Regions from separate parts of the Homo sapiens genome. Here regions 1, 2 and 3 are each linked to region 4. Evidence: chromatin contacts called from ENCODE Hi-C or POLR2A ChIA-PET data. All regions are on one chromosome and are shown on one strand. Each heading gives the region's core, a stretch centred on a gene start or an enhancer-like site at or near the end of the contact. The rest is flanking DNA. Distances are from core to core; before and after follow the strand shown. Region 1 holds the start of GNAS (GNAS complex locus). Region 2 holds the start of CTSZ (cathepsin Z). Region 3 overlaps GNAS (GNAS complex locus). Region 4 holds the start of ZNF217 (zinc finger protein 217).

Region 1 (2,614 bases), core at 1-2,500, 5.3 Mb before region 4:
CCGGGACACGTCTGCTCCGCGCACACACAGTCAGTCGGTCCTGCCCGAAACGCACCAAGTCGCGCCCAGCGGCAACCGCCCTCCCTCCTCCCCTCGCCGCCCCCCTCCCGACTCCGGCGCCACGACTCCCTTGCGCCCCCTCCCCCCCACTGCACCACCTTTACCGCTCCGATCCTTTCCGAGGGGCTGATGTCACCAGCCCCCCCACTCTCCTCGGCCACTTCTCCCCGCCAAAGCCTCCCTTTGGCGAGGCCCCCTCCGCCACCACGGCGCCCCCCAGCGTCACCCCCTCCTCTCCTCGCCCCTTTCTTCCCCTCTTTCCCTCTCCCAACAAATCTCACACCCCACGGAGGCGGGTCCCCCTCCCTCTACCCGCCACCCGGTTTCCTGTCCCCGAAACCCTCTTTTTGTCGCAGTCTCCGGAGCCCCATGGGCTCCCCCTCCCCCTCCCCAACACGCACCCAAACCCCTGGCGTCGTGTAGGCCTCGCGGAAAAAGAGAGAAAGAGAGAAAGAGGGGGAGAGCGAGAGCGAGAGCAAGAGAGAGACACTGAGCGGGCAGGCCGGGGGAGGGGGACCCGCGCCCGCGTCGCCACGGCCCCCCGCCCCGTTTTTGAGCCCCCGCCCGGCCGAATCCGCGCCCCTGGGTCCCCCTTCCGGCCTCGCCCCCCACAGACAGAGCCCGCGAACGGGCGGGGGGCTCGGGAGCGCGCGCCCGGGGCGGGGGGCGGGCTCGGCGCGCGCGGCCTGCGGGGCGCCCTTCGAGGGCCCCCGGGCCGGGGCCGGCGCCCCCCGCCCGCCCTTACCCAGCAGCAGCAGGCGGTGCGTGGCCCGGTAGACCTGCTTGTCCTTCTGCAGCTGCTTCTCGATCTTTTTGTTGGCCTCACGCTGCGCCTTCTCCTCGTTGCGCTGGTCCTCGGTCTTACTGTTCCCGAGGCAGCCCATGGCGGCGGCGGCGGCGGCGGGGCGCGGCCGGGCTGCGGCGGCGGCGGGCGCGGGCGGCCTCACGCGGGCCGGGAGGGCCGGGGCAGCGCCGGGCGGGCGGGCCGGGCGCGGGCTCGGCTCCTCGGCAAGGAGCGCGCGGGGCGGACTGCGGGCCGCGGGCCGCGGGGCGCGCGGACGGGCGGGAAGGGGAGGGTGTCGGTCGGACCGAGGGGCGCGCGCAGCTCCCCGCCCCTCGAGCCGAGGCCGAGGGGGCTGATGGCCGCCGCCGGGCCGAGGCGGACCAGAGCAGGAGCTGCGGGAGCTGCTGCCGCCGCTGCCGCCGCCGCCGCTCTTATTGCCTCGGCCGGGCCCCCGCCGCCGCCCCGAGCCAAAAGCGCCGCGGCGGGCGGGGGGAGGCGGGGGGAGGAGGAGGCGGCGGCGGCGAGGGGGGTGGAAGGAGGAGGAGGAGGAGGAGGGCCGAGGAGCGGCCGCGGCGGCGGCGGCGGCTGGGAGGGCGGGAGCCGGCGGAGGGAGGCGGCCCCCCGGGAGCCCGGGGAGGGGGTCCCTCCGCCCGCGCCCGGCCGGGGACGGGACGGGCCGGGGAGACGCCCCCCACCCCCCGGGCTCGGGCAGCAGCCCGGCTGAGCCGAGGGGGGAGAGGGGGCGTCTCCGCGCCAGTGACGACCCCTCGCACGACGCCAACGCTCCACCCCCCGGACCGCGTCGCCCGGCGCCCCCGAGGCCTCCTCCCCCTCCCGCGGGCGCCGCCGAGGGGCTGGGGTGGGCGGAAGGGGAGGGAGCGCGCGCCCGGACTTAGGAAAATTTTCGAAAGAGCGAGAGACACAGAGAGCCAGAGAGCAGGAGTGTGGAAAAAGCGAGGCGAGCACGAACCAAAGGACAGAGCAACCGAAAAGGAAAATGTGTCCACACACACACACGAACACGAATAAAAACCCACACTACACAGCGATGGTGGTGTCTGGTGGCGGTGGCGGGGTGGGGGGTCTGACTAGATGAGCCGCTCCTCGCGCCCCCGGCGCCGGGCGCCATGGCCCGAGCCGAAGGCGCCTCTGGCCCCGGAGCGCCCGCGGCCTCTGCGCTTGGCGCGGCCGCCCAAGTAGGAGAAGAAGGCGCAGCCCAGGAACACTCGGAAGCAGCAGGTCGCCCCGAACACGAAGCCGCAGCCGCGGCCCTGCTCCGTGCGCTTCTGCAGCAGGAAGTTGAGCACCCACGAGGGGCTGCGCACCGAGAAGACCAGGAACACCACGAGGGGCAGGTGGGCGCTCAGCGCGCCAGCCTTGAGCGGCCCGGGCCGCCACACGATGCCCCCAACGCGCGGCGCCGCGTAGTAGGCGTCGTCCTCGTCGCTCGAGTCCGTGTCCCAGTCAGCCCAGGCCCTACTCGTGCCCCCGGCGGCGGCGCCCTCCTCGGCGCCCCCGACGGCGCCCTCCTCGGCGCCCTCGTCGTCGTCGGCGGCGGCCGCGGCGGCGGCGGCCTCGGGGCATCGGGCCTCCTCCTGGGCTTCTGGCACCTTCTTCTTCTTCTTCTTCAGCATCTTCTCCATCTTCTTCCTCTCCTTCTCCTTCTTCTTCTCCTCCTTTCGCCTCTGCTCCAGCAGCTTCTTCTCGAGCTTCTTGCGCTCCTTGTCTGTTAGGAACTTTTCGGGGAGCGCCTCCCGCGCCGGGTTCTTG
Region 2 (2,700 bases), core at 109-2,608, 5.4 Mb before region 4:
TCTGGGTTTCTTCCTCACAAGGACCCAGCTCCTATAGTCAGGGAGGCCAGAGGGTTGACATGGGAGGAAGAAAGGCCCCCTCTTGGCAATTCTCTTTCCACTCCTTTTATGCCCAGAGGTTGGGAGGCCTCGCTCCCACCCCCACCGCCAGCTCAAGCTTGGGGACTTCTCCCAGGATGGCCACCCCACCCCGCCTTCTGATGACTGATGGACACTAATGGTTTCCATGAGCGACTTGCCAAACAAATAAGAGACACATCAGTAGGTAGAGCCCCGGGGCCACACTTTGCCTCAGTGACCACTTTTTGGGGAACAAGGACTGAAACTTCTGGGCTGACGAAGCAGCTCTCCAGCCTTGCTCTCCACTCGGACAGTCATGCGGGGATTCCATGGCCACCTCAGCGCTTCCGGGAATGGTCATGGAAGCTTCTGGAAGTCAGGAGGCAGCCACTGTGACTTCCCCTTGCCCACGTGGCACGCTTGGAATGTGGTGAGTGCCACTGAGTATGGAGAGAGTCAGGCAAGCTCATCTGTGGGCCCTGTGCCAAGGGCCCCCAGCAGGGGCCTGTCAGGTCGCAGCCCAGAATGCCGGGCCCTGTTCTTACCAGAGAAGAAGGCCATGGTGTGGGCCCAAGGGCCATGACAAACAGAGGGGCCGCAGGGAGCGAGAAGCCCTCCCCCAGTTACAAAACCACGTCCTGGGGGGCCACTTCTGCTTTTGGTTCCTCATTTGACTAAGAAGAGTTTCGTTAGCAGAAAACCTTTTCAAGGCGTCTTTGGAAGTCACATTGGATAACTCCTGATGCCTGCGCCAAGTGGAATCTTCCTTTGGGGCATTTTCTAGAAGGATCCCTCCTTCCTTCTCTGCAAAAGGGAACCGTCCCCCCGAAAGGGCCTGGGCCTTTGGGAAAAGGGGTTTAGAAAGCCAGGCGCGGGGACCCTTCTTTGGGGGCGGTGGCCGCATCCCAGGATCCCTTCCTAGGGGAGGCCTGGGCCCAGATGTGAGGCTGGGGGCCTCTCCCCAGGGCTCAGGGCCCCAGGAATGCAGGGCCAAGGGGGCCCATGAGCCTGCGGCCCCCCACCCCGAAGCCAGGAACCCCGGCAAATGAGTCCAGCCGGACAGTCCCGCGCTCAGGGCGGCGGCCGGCGGCGGGGTCAGGCTGGGGTCTGCCCGGCGACCTCGCGCCTGGCCCGCGAGTTCAGGTGCCCCGGAGCCAGGGAGGGAGCGGGGCGCGGAGCCGGGCGGGGAGGGCAGGGGTCACCGGGCGGGGCAGGAGCAGCGATGGGACAGCCCCGCCCCGGGGGAGTGTCCCGGCCTGGCCGCCGCAGCCTTAAGGGCCGGGCGGGGCAGGGGCCCAAAGTGCGGGGTCGGCCGGGTGCTGGGCCGAGGCCGAGGCCGGGGCGGGATCCAGAGCGGGAGCCGGCGCGGGATCTGGGACTCGGAGCGGGATCCGGAGCGGGACCCAGGAGCCGGCGCGGGGCCATGGCGAGGCGCGGGCCAGGGTGGCGGCCGCTTCTGCTGCTCGTGCTGCTGGCGGGCGCGGCGCAGGGCGGCCTCTACTTCCGCCGGGGACAGACCTGCTACCGGCCTCTGCGGGGGGACGGGCTGGCTCCGCTGGGGCGCAGGTGGGCACCGGCGGGGAGGCAGCCCTGGGGGGACGGGAGGCCCATCGCCCGGGCCAGGCGCGCGCTCTGCCTCCTGGGGGCCCTGCGTCGCCAACAGGCCTTGGAAGGTCAGATCCAGCCGCTTCGTTTTGGGGGTCGCTCCTTCTCTTCCACATCCAGGGTGAGCCCTGATGTTTGTGGGGTTGGACAAGCCCCACCTGGCCAGAAAGCCAGGCCAGCCCCACCTCCTCGGCCTCTGGGGGTGGCCCTTACGGCGCGGCATGGCTGGGGGAGCAACCCGGTTCCCTCCTTTCGGGGGTGCCCTGCCTCCTTCACATTCTGAGAGCGCTGGAGCCTCCTAGTGTGAGGTGGGCCCACACCTGGCTCACCTCTGGTGATTGTGGCCCCACTCCCATGCCCTCAGGTGTTGGGAAAGGCGGGAGGGCCCTACCGAGGGCTTCCTGGGCCCACGGCCCCCGGGAGCCCCAGCACCGATCTGGGTGGGGATGATCTCTTCTCAGCACATACCCCCGGCCTCATGAGTACCTGTCCCCAGCGGATCTGCCCAAGAGCTGGGACTGGCGCAATGTGGATGGTGTCAACTATGCCAGCATCACCCGGAACCAGCACATCCCCCAATACTGCGGCTCCTGCTGGGCCCACGCCAGCACCAGCGCTATGGCGGGTGAGTGGCCGCCCTTTGACTGTGGGCCAGGAAAGCCCATCCCGGCTGCCTGTTTATAGGCCCAGGCAGCTCAGCCCGCGGTTCCAGGGGCCTGTGATTCAAGGCCAGGTCAGCCTGGGCTGGGGTGCTAAGGCCGAGGAGCGCGGGCCTTTGCCCTCTGCTGAGGTGACCCAAGCTGGGTCATTCTGGGGCTTTTGGGTGACAGGCAGGACTAGGACTGAATCCCAGTGACAAGTGGCTGCCAGGTGCCCTCTCTCCCCCAAAGCTTGTGACCTCAGCCATTGGGATAGAAACAGAAATGCAAAATCACTGAGTCCCCAGGCTGTATTTGAGGATACAGAAGTAAACTGCTTCTCAGCACAGATGAAAGCCTGTCCTGGGCTTGGAATATTGGGTGAGGCTAGTTGGCT
Region 3 (2,888 bases), core at 123-2,622, 5.3 Mb before region 4:
GGATCTCACCAAAGCCAACCGAAACAGTAATAATTGCCAATCTAAAGCAAAGGTCTGGAGTAGTTTGGAAAGAGGGCTCAGAGTCCTCTGGTGGGGAGGGGTTTTGCACACCTGATCGCTCGGCACATAGTCAGCCTGCTTGATCACGTCGATCTTGTCCAGGAAGCTGGGAGAAAAAGAAAGACACGTGGGGTGTTCACAGCGCTCACATCAATTTGCCAACTATTTGTGTCTCTCTACAAGGTCAGGCTCAACGGAAGTGACCGTCCCACAGTTATGCAGCACTAAGTCAATGGCACATTTGCTTGTGTGTTGGTTACATTTGTAACTCAAAGCTGATGCCTTAAGAAGGTTAGGGCAAACAGGATTTAAGATAAATAATTTTAGGAATCAGGGAACTCTAGATGCGTCTAGCAGCTAGCCTGTGGCCTCGACGCAGTGGGGCCACACAAACAGCACAGCACGGTGGTGGGGCTTTGTTCTTCGTGTTTATTTTTATTTTTTCTATTTTTCTTTTTTATTCTTTACTTAGCTTCTTTATTCCTGTTGCTCTCTGGCAATATTCTTGATTTTTAGAAGGTTTTATGCATATCAACCAGTAGAGAAAGGACCCCAAAACCAGGCTGGCCTATCACATTCTGTGCCATTTGGTAATGCCTGACAAAAACATTTTAATTTTCAAATTGCTTGATTAAAATGGCAAACAGTTTGAAAATTGTATACCTCTATATCATTCAGTTAAAAAACAATAAAGTGACATTCTTAAAAACATCAAGGACTTTCCCCTCAAGGGCACACGAGATTGTTTTAGTTACTGAGAATCTGTATCCCTTCCTTTTTACTTTTTAAGAATCTCATTGATTAAAGAGAACAAAAGAGGTTGGCACAAAGGGGCCCTTCTCGCCCTAGCCATCCTGAACAGGAAACAAACACAAAGTTCTCTTCCGTTCTGTTTGGTCCATGAAATAGAACACTCCAGATATTACGCTTTTCATTAAAAAAAGCATCTTGTTTGTGTTGCTTGACTAGACACACAGGAAAATTTACTTTTGAAAGATTGGGGTAATTAATATGGAAAATTAATGTTAAAACCAGTTATTTTTTGGAGGGAGGGGCATGTAGAGATTGGAATTGTTTTAAAGCGGGCTAACGAGAAAAGAAAATCATAAAGAGAGAAAAGTTTATTTAAAGAAACTGCCTAAGTTTTCTGTTCCCCTCTTCCTTTTTACTAGTTCAGAGTTAGTCTGGCTTAGAGGATATACTAACTTGCCCAATCAATCTTACATTACAGCACCAGTCCAGAAATAGCTCCCCAGCCGCCCTGGCCTCCAGCATGTTACCATGGCAACAGAACCACAGTTCTATAAATAGATCATCAGCACCAAATCTTGTGAGAGAGACATCTGGAGTGGAGCCAGCCAAACCCCAGCTCAACAAATAAAAATAGACAGCTTAAGAAATGGGCACACTACCAGTATCTGAACTTTAACATAAAGGCAGTTCAACCAGAAACGTGCCGGCCACGGCAGATGCAGGGCTGTTTGAGCCACGGGTGAGGGAGGACATTTTAAAAGTTTTAAGCTGCGTTGTTCTCTTTTTCTCTGAGTTTCCTTAAAACTTTTCATGATCTATACAAATGGTGCGTTTTCAGACAAAGTTTCAGGAGTAATTAAGTGTTGCTTAAAAAAACCCCAAAAACTTCTAAATGATTTGAGAGAGAAAACGAAACCCGACAAAATTCAACAATCTGGCTAAGCTACTGTTAATTAACGAAACTGGGTCTCCCTGCCCCCCCAGCATTCAAAACTGGGGTGGTTAAACTCTCTTAATCTTGTACCTGTACTTAACTTCTGACTTGGATCCAAAATACAAAATGCAAACAATTCCAGGATTTCCATTTGTTTTGCGTTACTATAATTAGCGCTTCCAGCTTTTGGTTCGAACTTTTGAGAAAATCAGGGACTTTGTTGAAGAAGGAGTGGGGGCTGGGGGCCATAGGGACCAGCCAAGATGGACTGTTTTTTTCTGTTCCTTGAAAAAATATACACATTTGCTTGTATATTAAACCGTGGAATATCTATGTATGTGGCAATTGAAAATAAAGGAATTTCCTATGGGAAGGCAGGGCTGGGGTTGATAGATTGCGCAGACCCTAACAGAGGCTTATATGATTTATAGATGAACAGTATTACCTCTTCCTCCCTCCTGTTTATTCAGGTGGTTTTCACAATCAGTTCCTTGGGCTTGAGGCTACTAAGTAAAGCAATCTTAGCCCTTGGTGAGTCAGCCTGGCACCTTGGTTCTGATTAGCTAATACTTCCTATAGCAAAATCAGTTCCGAGTTTCAGCTACTTGTAATAAGGATGGCTAAAACATCAAACCTCTACTAGACTCCCCTGCCCCAAGTCACAGGACACTCCTACTTCAGAATATCATTAACTGAGACTGCTTTGTGCATTTCTGCAGCATCAACAAACAGAAGATATCTTTACATTTTTGGCTGGGCACGGTGGCTCATGCCTGTAATCCCAGCACTTTGGGAGGCCGAGGCAGGTGGATCACAAGGTCAGGAGTTCGAGACCAGCCTGGCCAATATGGTGAAACCCCATCTCTACTAAAAATACAAAAATTAGCTGGTTGTGGCGGCAGGCACCTGTAGTCCCAGCTACTCGGGAGGCTGAGGCAGGAGAATCACTTGAACCCAGGAGGCAGAGGTTGCAGTGAGCCAAGGTCGCACCACTGCACTCCAGCCTGGGTGACAGAGTGAGACTCCGTTTCAAAAAAATAATAATAATGTTTACATATTTTTTAAATAACCCTGACCACCACATGCTTGCTATATCATGTGCAAGATGAGGGAAGCCATAAACTATTTCAAAGGCAACTTT
Region 4 (2,942 bases), core at 394-2,893:
AAATTCCTTTTCCTATTTATTAAGATTGCATTGCTCACCAGCTCCGGATCGTTTCTGTAGTGCGTTCTTTCTTTTGATTTAGGAAATAGATATTTTAAATGCTTTTCTTGATGTGTTTTAAAGTTTTTTCATTTTGGATATGCTGAAGGCCGGTAAAAACACAAATATTTGGCTATTTTGTTAGTAGCGACTTGCATAGATCCATTTCACATTTGCATTAGTTTGCATTTTGGGGTAGAAAAATTGTGGATGTGCTTGTTATGTCTATGGTTCCTCGAAGCTTATTTAAAATGGGGAAATATCACAGGCCTTAGGAATCAGGATCTTTTTTTTGTCCTTTTTTTCAGTAAGGAAAGAAAACATTTGGGAAACGCTTTAAATGAGTTGTGCGTAGGGAGGAGGGGAAAGGGTAGCGGTTTTTTTTTTTTTTTTTTTGTCCCTTTTTTTGTCCCCGGTTTCCTCCAAATGGATTTCTATCAAAACCAAGTAGATTCTTGGAACCTAGGCTAAGTTTAGAAATCTCAAGTTAGAATAGCGCAAGCCCAGCCCTTTCAGAAAAAAAAAAATCACAACAATTAAATAGCTTTCTGAAGATACTCATTTAAAAACTGTTTATCTTCTCGACCTTCCTCAAGCTTGAAGAAAATCTTTGGTGTTTTTCGCGCACAGCTGCCTTCTAACCCGCGAGCAACGGCGTTAAGGTTTTTGTTTGTAATTCGGGGTGACCCAGGGGTTCGGGCCGCGGGCCCCTCCCCTCGCCCGCGCACACCTTGCAGAGGAGGGGGCGGCGGGGACAGGGCCGGATCTGCGCCTGCGCACACCCTCGCGGCCCCCTCCCTCCGGCCTCCCCGGGTACCTGTCACGGCTACCGCCGCGGCGCGCGCCCGCCACGTTAAGCCGGATGGCGGGAGGAGGGGTGCGGGGCGGGGGGCGCGGGGAGGGTGGCACGGCGCGCGCGTGCGCGGGAGTCGCCGAGCGAGAACTGGGAGTGCGCGCGCTCGCCGCTCGCTCCCGTCCCGGAGGCGGAGTCGGCGGCGGGGGGCGGAGCAGGGGCGCGCCTATGCTAGTCACGTGGGCGCTGGGGCGGGGCCGGGGCGGTGTGGGGCGTGGCCGGGCGGCCGGTGAAGGCAGGGGGCGGGGCGGCCGGTGAAGGCAGGGGGCGGGGCGTCTCCGAGCGGCGGGGCCGAGGGAGGGCGCAACAGCTGCTCCCTGAACACTTTCTGACCCAACAGTCCCCCAGCGCCGGACGCGCCGCGCCCCGGCGGCTCTAGGGACCCCCCGCGCCTGCACTGTCCCCGCGCGGACGAGTAGGGGGCGCCCGCGCCTTTGCCCCCGTGCGCACCCCCGCCCCGCTCACCTTAGCCCCGCGCCCGAGGTGAGCCCGGCCCCTATATTCTCCGGGCGGGGGTGGGGGTGGGGGACGCTCCTTTTTTGTTGGGGGGGGGTCTTGGAGGCGCGAAGGCACTAGGCTCCTCGGCGGATGGCTGCACCCCTCGCCCGCGGCTCCCCGTGTCTTTTGGGGGGCCGGGTGCGGGCGCGGAATCCGGGAGGTGTCCGCACAAAAGGCTGAGAGAAACTCCGCGACGCCTCCCTCCCTCCCTCCGCCCTCCCCGCCCCCTCCCCTCCGCGCCCGCTCCTCCTCATTCAAACCCGGCCGGCCCGAGTGGTGTCAGCTCAGTCCCGGCCGCCGCCGCGCGAGGAAATGGCCGAGGAGCCGGAGCCGCAGGTAAAGGGGGCGCGCCCCCCGCCCGCGCCAGCCGGGGCGCCCGCCCGGTCCTGCGGAGGCTCCCGCGCCGCCCCCGAGGCGCCCGGCTCTCGTTGTCTTGTCCCCCCCCAGGATGACCTCAGTTCCCCGTCTCAGCTTTCTATCCGCTCCTCTAGGGCGCCCCCTCCCCAGCCGGCTCCTGCGCTTCCGCCCGCGGGAAGGTGCGGGCGATCCCGGGCTGCATCCGCTCTTGGCCGTCACACTCACGCCGCACGATTCAGAGGGGCTTGGGGTGCGGGGTTCCCTGAATCTCCGCCGGGAGCGGGGGTCTGCGGGGGTGGGCGGTGGGGGGCTGTTCCGAAAAGTTGGGTCGCCCCGCGGGGCGGGTCTCCCAATTTGCCCAGTTGGCCCTTGGGGCGCGGGCGGAGGGGGAACGTCGGCGTAGGGTCCCCCCGCGATGCCCGGGGAAGGGCCGGGGCAAGTTGGAAGCGGCCAAAACAATGCGTCCGGACGGGCATCCCCCCGTAAACAATGGCCGGGACGGTCCACTCGGGCCGGGCGGAGGGCGCCTCTAAGGGACCGCGGGAGGGGCTGGGCCTCGCCGCGGACCCCGACGCGCGCCCCGTGACTCCCTCGGGTGCCCAAAAATCTGTCCCCGGGAGTCTTGGGGCGCCTGCTCATCCCTGAACAGGGATGCACGGGGCTGCGTTTCCTGGATGTGTGCGATAAGGTGGCTTTTTTTTTCCCTCCTCTAATTTTAAAGATTTTTTTAAGTCTTAATGTTCTATAAACACTTAAAGAATATCTTTACAACTCAATTCTAGTGGAACACCCAAAGCCAGCTGGAAGCAGAACTGGGAACTCTAAAGGGCAGGAAGGATTGAAATGCTAGCCCAAAAGTGCTGCTGCTTTTTTTTTTCTTTTCTTTTTTTTTTTTTTTAAGGGAAGTTTCTGCCAGGAGGTGCCGAGTGGTGAAACCGCTCAGTTTCAGGCACAGCCCTCTTGTCTCTCGATTTGGCCCCGACTGCGAGCCGGACGGGATGGTGGAGAGGCGGAGGGCGCTGCTGGGGGCCCGGGAGGCTGGATTTGGGGCTGCCTGGGCGGTCCCGCCCGAGGGGCAAGACCCGGCACGCGGGGCGCGCGCCGGAACCTGGGTCCCGGGAGTTTGAGAAGATGTTCAGGGCCCGGGTTGGAACCCACATTTTGGGATTCTGGGTAGGGCCACCGAAGACGGGAA

What was found. A loop is a pair of places that touch in the nucleus more often than their neighbours do. ChIA-PET counts read pairs that join two places held with the same protein, here RNA polymerase II (POLR2A). Pooled maps may share reads with other maps.
Region 1: a loop to region 4 is called in a map with no recorded cell type, with 28 times the contacts of the local background. The contact joins the promoter of GNAS here to the promoter of ZNF217 in region 4. A Hi-C loop is called at or near these places in 1 of 37 single-sample maps with no recorded cell type and 11 of 50 pooled maps. POLR2A ChIA-PET finds 5 or more read pairs at or near these places in 2 of 52 experiments (RWPE1 and activated CD4-positive, alpha-beta T cell).
Region 2: a loop to region 4 is called in a map with no recorded cell type, with 11 times the contacts of the local background. The contact joins the promoter of CTSZ here to the promoter of ZNF217 in region 4. A Hi-C loop is called at or near these places in 2 of 37 single-sample maps with no recorded cell type and 2 of 50 pooled maps.
Region 3: a pooled map shows a loop between it and region 4 (14-fold over the local background). The contact joins the enhancer-like site here to the promoter of ZNF217 in region 4. A Hi-C loop is called at or near these places in 11 of 50 pooled maps. POLR2A ChIA-PET finds 5 or more read pairs at or near these places in 2 of 52 experiments (RWPE1 and activated CD4-positive, alpha-beta T cell).

Annotation. Positions count from the first base shown.
Region 1 is chr20:58,890,057-58,892,670 of GRCh38, reverse strand. It overlaps GNAS (GNAS complex locus), which reads right to left and starts at 1,250. Exons shown (of 13, transcript NM_000516.7): 1 at 806-1,250. The coding sequence starts at 944. RefSeq lists silencers at 93-182, 1,053-1,272, 1,283-1,782, 1,843-1,992.
Region 2 is chr20:59,005,912-59,008,611 of GRCh38, reverse strand. CTSZ (cathepsin Z) reads left to right here and starts at 1,358. Exons shown (of 6, transcript NM_001336.4): 1 at 1,358-1,626; 2 at 2,127-2,290. The coding sequence starts at 1,484. RefSeq lists enhancers at 105-184, 325-434, 455-614, 1,295-2,106 and a silencer at 1,075-1,674.
Region 3 is chr20:58,906,440-58,909,327 of GRCh38, reverse strand. It overlaps GNAS (GNAS complex locus), which reads right to left. Exons shown (of 13, transcript NM_000516.7): 7 at 112-166. Among named protein-coding and RNA genes, the nearest start is that of GNAS, 16 kb to the right of the region's middle. RefSeq lists an enhancer at 1,206-1,685. Within about 2 kb of position 1,372, at least 36 of the 41 ENCODE cell types and tissues checked have a DNase peak (open chromatin) inside an H3K27ac peak, as active enhancers do.
Region 4 is chr20:53,592,540-53,595,481 of GRCh38, reverse strand. It overlaps ZNF217 (zinc finger protein 217), which reads left to right and starts at 1,643. Exons shown (of 6, transcript NM_006526.3): 1 at 1,643-1,726. RefSeq lists silencers at 623-1,462, 1,553-1,632, 2,123-2,272, 2,693-2,932.